2 separate regions of the Homo sapiens genome follow, and region 2 is linked to region 1. Evidence: chromatin contacts called from ENCODE Hi-C or POLR2A ChIA-PET data. All regions are on one chromosome and are shown on one strand. Each heading gives the region's core, a stretch centred on a gene start or an enhancer-like site at or near the end of the contact. The rest is flanking DNA. Distances are from core to core; before and after follow the strand shown. Region 1 has its middle 700 kb from the start of QKI. Region 2 has its middle 670 kb from the start of MEAT6.

Region 1 (5,970 bases), core at 2,389-4,888:
GTGACATTCAACCAAGGCCCTGTCAAACTGGAGGAGGCAGGATGGATATACCTCGATGAAGTTGAGTTATCCTGAGACAGAATATTTCCATTGGTTTTCAGATTTAAATAAGCATTAGCTGTGTAATGTCATGTTTCACACACTTGTCAGTATAGAACCTTTGTGTTAGTCTGTTTTCATGCTGCTGATAAAGACATATCCGAGACTGGGCAATTTACAAAAGAAAGAGGTTTAATTGGACTTACGGTTCCACATGGCTGGGGAGGCCTCACAACAATGGTGGAAGGCAAGGAGGAGCAAGTCACATCTTAGGTGGATGGAGTCAGGCAAAAAAGAGAGATCTTCTGCAGAGAAACTCCCACTTTTAAAACCATCAGATCTCATGAGACCCATTCACTATCACAAGAACAGCACGGGAAAGACCTGCCCCCATGATTCAATCGTCTCCCACTGGGTCCCTCCTACAACACGTGGGAATTATGGGAGGTACAAGATGAGATTTGGGTGGGGACAGTCAAACCATATCAACCTTACGTAGGTGTGCAAAGTCCATGCAAGTACCATGGTATAATCTATATTTTAATAAATATGATAAATATCAGCCCATGTATGGAAACATTCTTCAGTATATATAAAAACTCTTGTTCAGTTTTATGCTAGATAATTCTTTTTCTGAGCAACTGGACCAGCCTCTGAACCAATCGTCATCATCCTACCCAGAAAGCATTTTTGCTCCAAGGGATCTTCTAGGGGACATACGTTGGATCAGGACACGCCTCTGCTTAAGCCCTTGTATTAGTCAGTTCTCATGCTGCTAATAAAGACATACCCCAGACTGGGTAATTTATAAAGAAAAAGAGGTTTAAAGGATTCATGGTTCCACATGGCTGGGAGGCCTCACAATCATGGCTGAAGGGGAAACAAACACAACTTTCTTCACATGGTGGCGGGAAGGAGAAGTGCTGAGCAAAGGGGAGGAAAGCCCCTTATAAAACCATCAGATCTCGTGAGAACTGACTTACTATCACGAGAATAGCAGCATGGGGGTAACAGCCCCCATGATTCAATTACCTTCCACAGAGTCCCTCCCATGACACATGGGGATTATGGGAACTACAATTCCAGATGAGATTTGGTGGGGACACAGCAAACCATATCAGCCCCCCATCAGCAGAGAATACAATCCATGCAGCTGTCATCCTGAACCATGTGGTGTTGAACCTGGGGAAGCACCCCAAAGCCCCCACCATCCCAGGCACCTGCCCCCTCTTCTGCTCTTACTTGCACCACCTGCCCTAGCTGCCCCTTCTCACTGGGTCCTTCACAAGTCAGGATGCTCACCCCACTAGGACTTTGCTGGAATGTTCTATCCCAGCTCTCACTATGATCTAATCCAAATGTCACCTCCTTGGACAGGTGTCCTGACCAGAGGTGTTGCCACGGGTGCAAAGTCAACACAGCTGCATGAGGCCCACACTCAGAAGGGCCCTGAGCTTGATTTGATGCTCTCCTGGAGCCATCTTGAAATGTGTAAGTCTGAACACCACCATTCATAGTGACCCTTTTGTTCTTTAGTCCACAGCCCTTTTCCCTCTCTGAGCTGTGAGCTCCCCAGCTCCACAGCTGAGCTGAGAGTGAGCACCTGGCCAGTCTGTCTTGCCACTGTGTCCCCACACTTAGAACAGAGACACAGGGCAAGTGCTCAACAGGCATGGTCTGGCTCCATGACGAAGGAGAGGGGTGCAGTCAGGAGTCAGAAACAGGCAGAAAGGAGCTGATGCTGGCTGGGCCCCGTGCATGGCTTCCGGCTGACTTCTTACACACTGGTAGTCCCTCTGAAGTGAGATACCAACTCTTTCTCTTACAGAGAGAGAAATGTGAACTTGCCATCCCACAGTACATTCATCCCAAGTGAAGAAGGCCAAGTGAGAAACACAAGTGAAGAAACAAAAGCATACCCTGAGTTCTAACATGCCACGCCAGGAGTGTCATCCCTGTACCGCAAACCTCCCTCCCTCCTTTTTAGCAGTGTCCCAGTTGTTGCTGCCATTGAGGGAACCCTCTTTAAACATCCCTATTTAAGCCCGACTGTGCGGGGTTCTTGAGGATAGGTGGGGACAAGGGTGAGCTCCACTGGAGAATCCTGAGAAGGTCTTTTCCAGCTGCTCTGGAAGAGCTTCTGCGAGCCACTGTCTGCTCCTCCTCTCAACATTGTCTGCCCAAACGTGGGTCTCAAACCTACATCTTAGTTCGCCAGCAGCCACCAGTGGAAAGATGGGCCCGAGCGCCGCATGCTGTTGGAGATGGAGCTGTCAGTTGAGTAAATCCCAAAGCCCACCAAGTGAGGGTGGCCAGTTTCCTTGCTGTTGAAGCCCCTTTGGTTGGGCTCTCTGCCACTCAGAGGCAGCAGCTTCGTAAGATGTAATGATCATTTATCTACCCACGAGAGTGCATCAGAGAGATAGAACTTAATTTGCATTTGTCATATATTTTCTTGTATATTCAATAATGTATAATATTTTTAAATAAGCTTTATTTTTCCAAATCTTTTTCTATATTCGTGTCTGAAAGCAGACAACTTTAACGTTTCATCGTTATGTTTGCGATTATGACTGTCGAAACAAACTCATATCACAGGGTCTTTTGTAAGACAGACAACACGGTCAGGAGCGCAGTCCTGCATGCCGCACTGGCCTCCTCTCCTACTCACTTACAACCAGGACAACCTCCAGGACCTGTCTACACCTCTGCTGCTCCAGCTGTCACATGGGACTAATAATGTGGACGCCACAGTGTTCTGTGAGATTAGGTAAACTGATGCTCACACAGAGTTTCTCCAGTGCCTGGTGGGTAGTGAAAGAGCCACATGTATCATTATCACCATTGCTGCTGCCGTTGATATGAACCAAAGAGGAAGAAAAAGTGAAGAGTTGGCCCCTTCCCATGAGCGATCATCTAGATAGGGAGATAGATCATTGTTTTCATAAGATAAAAGATGCAAAAACACATGAATTGCAAACTTCGAGGGATTAAAGTGGAAGCCTCCACAAAGGGCCACGATGAGGACCTCGTGGTGAGATGGACAGAGACGCTCCTGGGAGAGGACGAACTGGGTTTACGAAGACTCTAGAAGAACCTAGAGCCTATGAAGGGTTCAGCCTTTAAATTATCCAGAGGGCAGCTTTTCACATTTTCTGAACAAAGCAGGGACAAAAACAAACAAAGTGTTTCAAGAAAATTTAGTTTAATTTTGACGCAGGTGAGGGCACAGAATCCAGAAGGCAAAGAGACCATTAAAGAGACGTCTTCAATGTCCAGGCTGGAAGGACAAGCTCGGTGGACTGGGGCTTGAATACAGCAATGATGATGATGGTAAAACTACCTCTAATTTCTCTCCCCCCTACTTATCCTCAACTAAAAACTAGCATTTTTCACTCCCAAGACTAGATAAAACACAAAAATTGAGAAAATGTTTAATAATGTAATTCTTTTTTAAAAAAAATAAAGTCGGTCAAAGCTCTTCCAACCACAAGAGGGCGTTCCTGGACCCAGCAGTGGAGCCGGGATTGCCCCGGGCATGGACGGAACTTGCACCAGGGCTGCCCACAGGTCACTTGTGCAAGTGGTTACCTGGGTAGTTACAGAAAGGAAACAGTGTCTGGCATTCACCTGCGCTTTGTGACATCATAGAATCTTAAAATCAAGGAGAGCAGCCTTGAGCTCTTATCAAACCTAAGAACATGTAGACTTATGAGAAGCAATTCAGGATTGGGACTTTTTTTGAGTGACTGCCAGGTGTAGGCAAAGCCAGAAAGCCCTGGCAACCCAAAACTGAAGGATCTGGGGCTTTCTTCCTGCAAGCTCTGCTCAGCGAGGGGCTTGTGCTCCTACAAGCTCTTTGCTACATAAGTCAAGCCAAACTTCCATTTCCCGACATGACATGGCCAAATAAGAGAAGGCCAGGTTACCAGAGATTAAAAATAGGACGTTGCTGCAGAGTCCTGGGACCGGCTGGCAAATGACACAGGAACTTTGGGAGCGCATGGACTCAGGCCAAGCGGCCGTCCTCACCCTCGGCCACCTCAGGGCAGGGACGAAGAGTAAGGTTCGCAGGAGTCCTGCCAGGAAAGGGCTGGGAGTCAGGGAAGGGTGGAGAAATCGCTTTCCTATGAGTCAAGGGACAACAGCTGTCACTGCAAAGGGGAGAAGAGCTGGAAAACTGGATCCAACCTTTCATAGAGCAGTGGCAGCTGAGTCGCAACAAACAAGCAGAAACACGAGGCCCTTAAAAAATACAGTAATTCAGGCGACATCAAAGCGGTGATTAGCACAGCTTCCTGGCGGTCTCTTTCTGTTTATTTATGGCACATTACACATTTTCATGCTATTTTCATAAGGTGTTTCTGCTGCCACAGTTCCATATTTGGGTGACAGAGTGTCTGAGACGTACCACAACTATTGGGCAACTCACCCCCAGCCACACTCGAAGTCAATGGCAACCACAAAAACAACAACCTCCCAAAAAAAGAGAAGCAAAAGAGAAAGTGTTCCAAGTGCTTCTTCCAGCAGCACGGGGACGCCCCTCCTCTGGAAGGAGAAGCAAGTGCATGGCCCTGTTGAGAGGGAGGGTGAGGTGGGGTGCAGGGGCAAACTTCGTCTTGATTCATGTTTGTAGACGGGGGAGATCAATGCCGGATTCTCACTGACATCCTGCTTTTCTTGTACCACACAGCCCAGCCTTTGATGGTGGGGATTAGTCCCAAAATTCTGGAGTTCACCACTCCTCCCGCTACACTGGCTTTATTTCAAATCTCTGTTGGTCCATGTCAACATCAGCGATGGGAGTTGAAAGAAGTAAAACAGTGACTCGTGCATTTTTCATTCTTCTCTTTGCTTCTTTCTTTTATAAAAGGTCAGGAGGATGATGAAAAGGAGACCTTTAGGAAGCAACTGCGACGTTCCATCTCATATCCACTAAAGGAGGTGCATTTCCGATTCAGACAAATTTAGTAACCATTTCCTCCAAGTCTGACTGCTCTTTACAATTAGGCTCCTGGAAAAATACATGTTGGTGTGTTTACAACATGGGAAAAATATGTCATCTCAGCATTCAGTGATAAAGCAGGTATAGGTCCCAACAGAAGCGAGGGTCAGGACAGGCAACGGGAAACATGTGCTCGCTGCTGGGTCCCAGGACTGAGTGACTCAGGAAAGCTGCTCAGACTTATCAGCTCTGATCCCTGGGACTTCAGGCTTCAAGAGATGTGGTTTGACGGGTGAGCTGAATATTCAACATGTCATCACAAGCACCAAATTCAGTGTCACCACTACTATTGGAAGCATTGACTCCCCAGCTCCTCACCATTACATTTTACTTTTCTAAAACATTGGCAACTGACAAGCTTTGGAAACCATCATTGTGTGTTTTTCTCCACCCCACCATTTATAGCCAGTGTCCCCACTTTTAGGTCTGAGACCACTGCCCAGTGGGCCTTTCCCCAAGGTGGGGGATCTAAGGACCCTTGGATTAATCCCAGGCTTTGTCTCCCACAAAAGCTTCCAAGACCAGTGCCAACATTCTTGGTGGACACCTGTTCTCTAAGAGCTGGGCTTGAGCCCAAAATGCATCCACACAGGCCACTTAAAAGCCATCCCAAGTTAACTTGGGTCAGAATTTAATCAGCCGTCTACAAATAAAGTCCATCCCATGACTCCACTCTGCAGGCATTCAGTTCTCTACAGCCTCTTATTTCCAGCCATTGCATCAGCCACAAACACACGGTGAGTTGGTGCTTGGCGAATCAGGTCCCAGCAAGACCACACCACCTTTTTCTAAATCTCCAAAGCCAAATTAGTTTGACTTTGGCGAGATCTTGAAGCACAAACATGTTGAAGCAAGAGTTCACGGAAGTGTACGTTTTTGGGTGCTGTCTTCATTCTAATAATAATAGCTAACATTTATTGAATGTC
Region 2 (5,970 bases), core at 1,822-4,321, 42 kb before region 1:
GTATTTTTATAGTTTTGGGCCTTACATTTAAGTCTTTAATTAATCCACCTAGAGTTAATTTTTGTGTATGTTGAGAGAGAGAGGGGTCCAATTTCATTCTTCTGCATATGGCTTTCCAATTTTCCCAGCACCATTTATTGACTAGAGTATCCTTTCCCTAGTGTATATTTTTGTTGACATTGTCAAAAATCAGTTGGTTGTAGGCATGTGGCTTTATTTCTGGGCTCTCCATTCTGTTCCGTTGGTCTATGTATCTATTTTTATACCATGCCATGCTATTTTTGTCTTTGTTCACTGACTACCTGATCTTATACTTTAGGAAACCCTACACACTCCTCCAGAAGACTCCTCTATTTGAATAAAGACTTTAGCAAAGTTTCAGGATTCAAAATCCATGTGTAAAATTCAGCAGCATTTCTATACAACAATAATGTTCAAGCTGAGAACCAAATCAAGAACTCAATCCTATTTATAATGGCAATAAAAATCCAATAAAATACCTAGGAATACATTTAACCAAGGACGCTAAAGATCTCTACAAAGAGAACTACAAAACACTGGTGAAAGACATAATAGATAACACAAACAAATGGAAAAATATCCCATGCTCATGGATCAGAAGAATCAACATCGTTAAAATGGCCATACCGACAAAAGTAATCTACAGAGTCAATGTAACTCCTATCAAATTACCAATATCATTCTTCACAGAATTAGAAAAAACAACCCTAAAATTCATATGGAACCAAAAAAACCACAGCCTCAATAGCCAAAGCAATTCTGAGCAAAAAGAATAAAAGCATCAGGTATTATATTACCTGACTTCAAATTATACAACTAAAGGAATTTGATTGTGTCTCCTTCTCTAAAGAACATACATAGTAAACAAATGTATAGGTTCTCTAACACTCTACCAATATGAAACTATCAGTCTTAAGTTATAATTGTTTGACTTTCTTTTTAAACCCAAATCATTTAATTCATTTAGATTGAAAATCCTATTTATCACTTTAAAAAATACCTCCTTTCAGTTTTCTTTAGTGGTACACTATACTCTTAGAAAATAGTGAACCCTAACCTCAAGTAGAGAGGAGCACAAGGAGATGACAATTTAAAAACTAATAATAAATAAAACCCTCTGCTCCTGTGTGGGAAGCCAGGAAGAACTGCACAAGAGCTTCCATTGAGAAGATACCCTTTGCACTTTAAAAAAAATGCTGCAAAATGCTTATCTGCAGGTGAAGGAAGAAAATCGAGTGATATAATTTTCTTTCAAATTAATGGCAAGTAAAGGCTTTCTGTTTCTATACAGATTTGACTTCTCCTTGAAAATATGTAGCCAATAGCAGGAAGACAAGGAGGCGGGGAGTTATAGACAGCCCAGTTTGAGATTCGGTGCAAGTCAGGGTTTGCAAGATTTTCTGGCAGAGCTTGAAACACCATTTATACCCAGTGTGACACAAGTACAAGTTTCACTGAAAATATAGTGTCAGTAATCAACAGTGAAATATTAAATTATGGCTTGGGGCTGAGCAGGGACTCTTTATCAATTTTATTACTTTGGGAAATGTACATACACACACATTAATATTTCGCAGGCCCTTCTCCAAAAAAATGTCCAGCAATGAGAAATATGTAAGATCAAAAAATAACTTTGACACAAGGATATTTCTGGACAACAGAATCAACCTAACATTTTCTAACCTGCCATTAAGGTGTGGTTCATTCATCTACATTAGAAATAAGAGCTTGGATAATGAGATATTCCCTCAATGAGATGTGAACTGAGTAAATCTCATTCAAGATGTAATTTGAATGTAATGTCTTGTCCCTAAAATAAACTAAGCATTGTAAAAAGTTTAATGGTACACAGTGAATCAGGAAAACGCAGAAAGTGCCAAAAAAATGTTTATTCCCAACAAAAGCATCTCTCTATTTACTGTGACATGTTGTCAGAAGAGCTGAGCTCATTATGATATTTCCGTGTATGATCACAACACGGGCTTTCTCTCAACTTGCTGAGCTAGTCCTGATTGCTCTTTTGCATCAGTTTTTAAACCATTTTACCAAGTATCCATGCTTCAAAGTCAACACTTCCATGTTTAAGAGGGATCTAGCTTCTCCTGGCACAAAGTTTGGTATTTTAAAAGAAGGGACTTTATTATCCAAGGCAGAGATTCCTGAAGAACAGGTCTAGTACCATCATTTGAACAGAAAAACTCATCATCCTTCTGTGGGTGGGGTGAGCCACATGCCTTGTGGTTTCACTTAATTACTGTGCAGGAATTGTGCTCTGGGGCCAAGCTACGGGTGCATTTTGCTTTTCGTTGCAATCTTAACAGGAAATAAAGTCTGTGGACCTAAAAAATTGTGCCCGCCATTAATGAGCTCTATCTATGTCTCACAGAGGCAAGCCATGCAAACACTGGGTATCATTGAGGTACAGGGGATTTTTCACTGTGAGTACACGGTCATGATTAAGTGGGCAGGCTTTGGAATCTTTGGATTTGAATCTCAGGGCCACCACTTACTACATGCATGTGGATAGGTCTATCAACTTTTAGGATTTTAATTTTCTTACCTATAAAATGAGGCTTATATACCTACATATAGCAGGGCTATATAAATGAAAGAAAATGATGTATTTAAAGTAGCTAGTACTGTGATTATTATATGATTCTCAATACATGATGATCAATTTTTATTATTAAAATGCGCCCAAGATAAATTTGCATATTTTCAATAATAACTTGGAAGCCAAGTGTGTGTTTGTATATAAAATATACTTTAACAAGAAATCTTTCATAATTCAGAGATCATAATAAATTTTGATAGATATTATCAATCTTTCAAGTAGGAGGTGCTTGTCTATTCCGTTTTACAGATGGAGAACCTGAAGCACAAAAAGTGAATTTCCTGATATCACAAAAGAAAGTTTTCTTTTAGTGTTTTTAATAATAAAATGAGGTCCAAGGTTGAAGTTAAAGAACGTGTTAAGTTGTATCACAACCAAAGCAGACACACCGGTTTTGACCTGCGCTAGTTCAGTCCCTGCTTCGCTGAAAGGGTCGGCCTCCTCTTTTGAAGACAGGCGTTGCTTCGGATTTGCAAAGATTCAGAAACAGTCAAGGACAGCGCCTTCCTGAAAAACAGCCGCAGCATTTAGCGCCAGATTGTGAAGACAGAGGAGGAAAATTACCTTTAGCAAACCTAACTATCTGCATGACATTCTGCATGCATAAACAGATAAACTGTTAGTTGAGAAACCAGAGTTTCTTCTAACAAATGAATTAATATAGCTGTTTAATTCGTCTCCTTGTTCTATAAATACAAGCAGCTATGAAGAATGTGTCCAGTGTCTGCCGTGGTGGCTTCTGTGTGCGCGTGTGTTCTTTCTCATGCGCTTCCTTGGTGGCAGGGTGCCCGGGGACTGTGGAGGGACATCCTGACTGCCTCCCACTTCTCCTCCCCAGAACGCTTCACTGTTTCTGCTGAAATCCCTCTATTTAAAGGTGAGATAATCAGCTTTTGTTCCATTGGCTTGGATTAAAGACAACCTCTGAGCTAAAAACAAAGCTAGCCCTAGGCTGGGGGGCGGTCAGCCTCTGTATTTGCTAGCAAAGAAAAGGACTTTTTTAAAATTCTTTTTCCAGGACTGAAAATTCTCATGCCCTAGAAACCACAGAAGTAGAACTTCAAGTGTTTCCCAAAGACAAATATCCCTATTAAGAAGGGGACAGGACTTTGGCAGCCATCTGCAAACTGTGGCGGGCAATTTGGCTCCAGCAGCCATCCTGCCTTGTAAAGAGAGAGCAAACAATCCCTTTGTCCACAGCCCCTGGGCTTGCCTGGGCACCCCAGGCAGGAAGTGCTCTTTCAGCCCCCACTCTCCCTTCCATCAAAGCCTTCTTTTTCAACATAGTGCTTTCCTGATCATATTATCTGACTGCTCTAGTGAAACAGCCTTCCCTGTCCACCGCAAGGAGGAATACCGAGCCGTGGCAAGACCACCTCCATGCTCTGCCCTCAAAGAGCAAAGGGCCAGACACCAGCATGGATGGCTCGTAACTGGGGTGTGTGTATAGAGAAGGTGCCCAAGGGTGAAAGGAGCTAATAGTGAGTAGAACTAGTACAAATTGGATTTAACCTCACACAAAGCCATTGAAAATATCATGGTTGTATGAAATCTCTGCAGTTTTTACACATTCCCTAAAATATAAAATGAAAAAACTGGTGAGATGATTGGATGACCTCAAACTTTCCAGTTCATCTCTGTCTTTACATGTGAATTGTATTCAATTCCTTCCTTCTGTGTTAAAAGAAGCCTGGAAAGCCCTCCACACCCTGGTGGACAGGGTGGATGGTCTTCCCACGGAGACAGCTGACAGCCACCCCACCAGCCAGGCTCTGCCACCCTAGAAAGAGGGCCTGGAAATGTGCAGGTCTGGGTTTCTTGATTTCCCCACTCCTAAGCAAAAGGGAAAGAGAGGGAAAGGTCTATAAAATGTCTTAACAAAAGAAGCATGTAGGCATTTCCATTTCACAAAGCGTGTTCAACAAATGCACTCACTGCTGATTAGCACTGGAGGCGCGCTTTTCCGAAGTCCTTTTTGCCACCAGATCTTCTTTATCCTGGGAAGCCGGACACTGCTGATTGTCAAACGCTGCTAAGTACCCAGATTAAGACCTCTCCCCATTTACCAGTTCCTATGAAGCTGCTGATTGTGGCAAGCCCTCCTCTGCCACTGCTGTCATCCCGCAGCAGGACTTTCTTAAGGAAAACAAGCTCTCCATTCTGCACTCTGCCGCATTCAAAAATAGGATTTCAAGCCTTCCCCTTCCCCAGATTCCTGTAATCCTCATTCAGCTGCCCTTGCATCTGTGTCTGAGTCTGAACCAGGAACACTAAGATTCTCCTTCATTCAATCTTCTTCCGTTTTTCTAACTCTGTTGGAGGAAAAAATGCAATACACCCAGCTATGAAGACAGAGAAAGACAGAAAGAGACATAGAGAGACTGAGAGACAGACAGAACCCACAGACATGGCACACATTTCTATTAACGTCATAGTCATAGTCTAATAGCTTAACCTTTCTATTTTACCAAATGATCATTGTTTTTACCAAACCATCGTAGACCCTATATCTAATTAAATATAAATTAAATCTAAACAACAGACCAACAGGCTGTAGAATAAGATTTCTATGGTTTTAAGCTTTTAAACTAGCGTATCTCAAAGTGCTAAAATGCCATTGTGAAGCCATGTAGAGTGTATGCAACAGATTTTTATCTACCTTGCATGAGTACTATGTTTTTCTTGTTTTTGTTTTCGTTTTTTTGAGACAGAGTCTCACTCTGTCACCCAGGCTGGAGTGCAGTGGCACAATCTCGGCTCACTGCAACCTCTGCCTCCCGGGTTCAAGCTATTCTCCTGTTTCAGCCTCCCGATAGCTGGGATTACAGGTGCCCACCATCACGCCCGGCTAATTTTTGTATTTTTAGTAGAGATGGGGTTTCATCATGTTGGCCAGGCTGGTCTCAAACTCCTGACCTCAGGTGATTCGCCCACCTCGGGCTCTCAAAGTGATGGGATTACAGGCTTGAGCCACTGTGCCCAGCCATGAGTACTGTTTTTAACCTTGTGGAGAAAGTTCTAAACTTTGTCCTGGGTGAGGTCTGCATTGATTGATTCAAAGTAGATGACAAGCAACACTCTTACTTGTGTTATTCAGTTAAGATGAACATTTTGGAGGACATTTTTAGCAGTCTGTAAAGAACATTTATTCACACTTAGAGTGCCACAAATGATATAAGGTTAGGAAATCAACCCAAGTCTTTTGATTTCACAGACTTTTGTTTTCCTTGTAACAAGCATAGGCCTGGGCTGTTCTCTGTTTTTTTGACCCTCCTGCTGTAATCAACATTGGTACACATTTGCTAAAATTTAACTTTAACATATGTCCTTTTGGT

Evidence for each region. A loop is a pair of places that touch in the nucleus more often than their neighbours do. ChIA-PET counts read pairs that join two places held with the same protein, here RNA polymerase II (POLR2A). Pooled maps may share reads with other maps.
Region 2: a loop to region 1 is called in a map of heart right ventricle, with 2.8 times the contacts of the local background. The contact joins two enhancer-like sites. A Hi-C loop is called at or near these places in 4 of 168 maps with a recorded cell type or tissue (Right ventricle myocardium inferior, cardiac septum and heart right ventricle) and 5 of 50 pooled maps. POLR2A ChIA-PET finds 5 or more read pairs at or near these places in 4 of 52 experiments (T-cell, WTC11, activated CD4-positive, alpha-beta T cell and 1 more).

What each region holds. Positions count from the first base shown.
Region 1 is chr6:164,107,524-164,113,493 of GRCh38, reverse strand. No RefSeq gene overlaps it. Among named protein-coding and RNA genes, the nearest start is that of QKI, 700 kb to the right of the region's middle. RefSeq lists an enhancer at 5,083-5,377. Within about 2 kb of position 3,638, at least 12 of the 41 ENCODE cell types and tissues checked have a DNase peak (open chromatin) inside an H3K27ac peak, as active enhancers do; they include heart right ventricle, where a contact is called at or near this core.
Region 2 is chr6:164,149,099-164,155,068 of GRCh38, reverse strand. No RefSeq gene overlaps it. Among named protein-coding and RNA genes, the nearest start is that of MEAT6, 670 kb to the left of the region's middle. Within about 2 kb of position 3,071, at least 7 of the 41 ENCODE cell types and tissues checked have a DNase peak (open chromatin) inside an H3K27ac peak, as active enhancers do; they include heart right ventricle, where a contact is called at or near this core.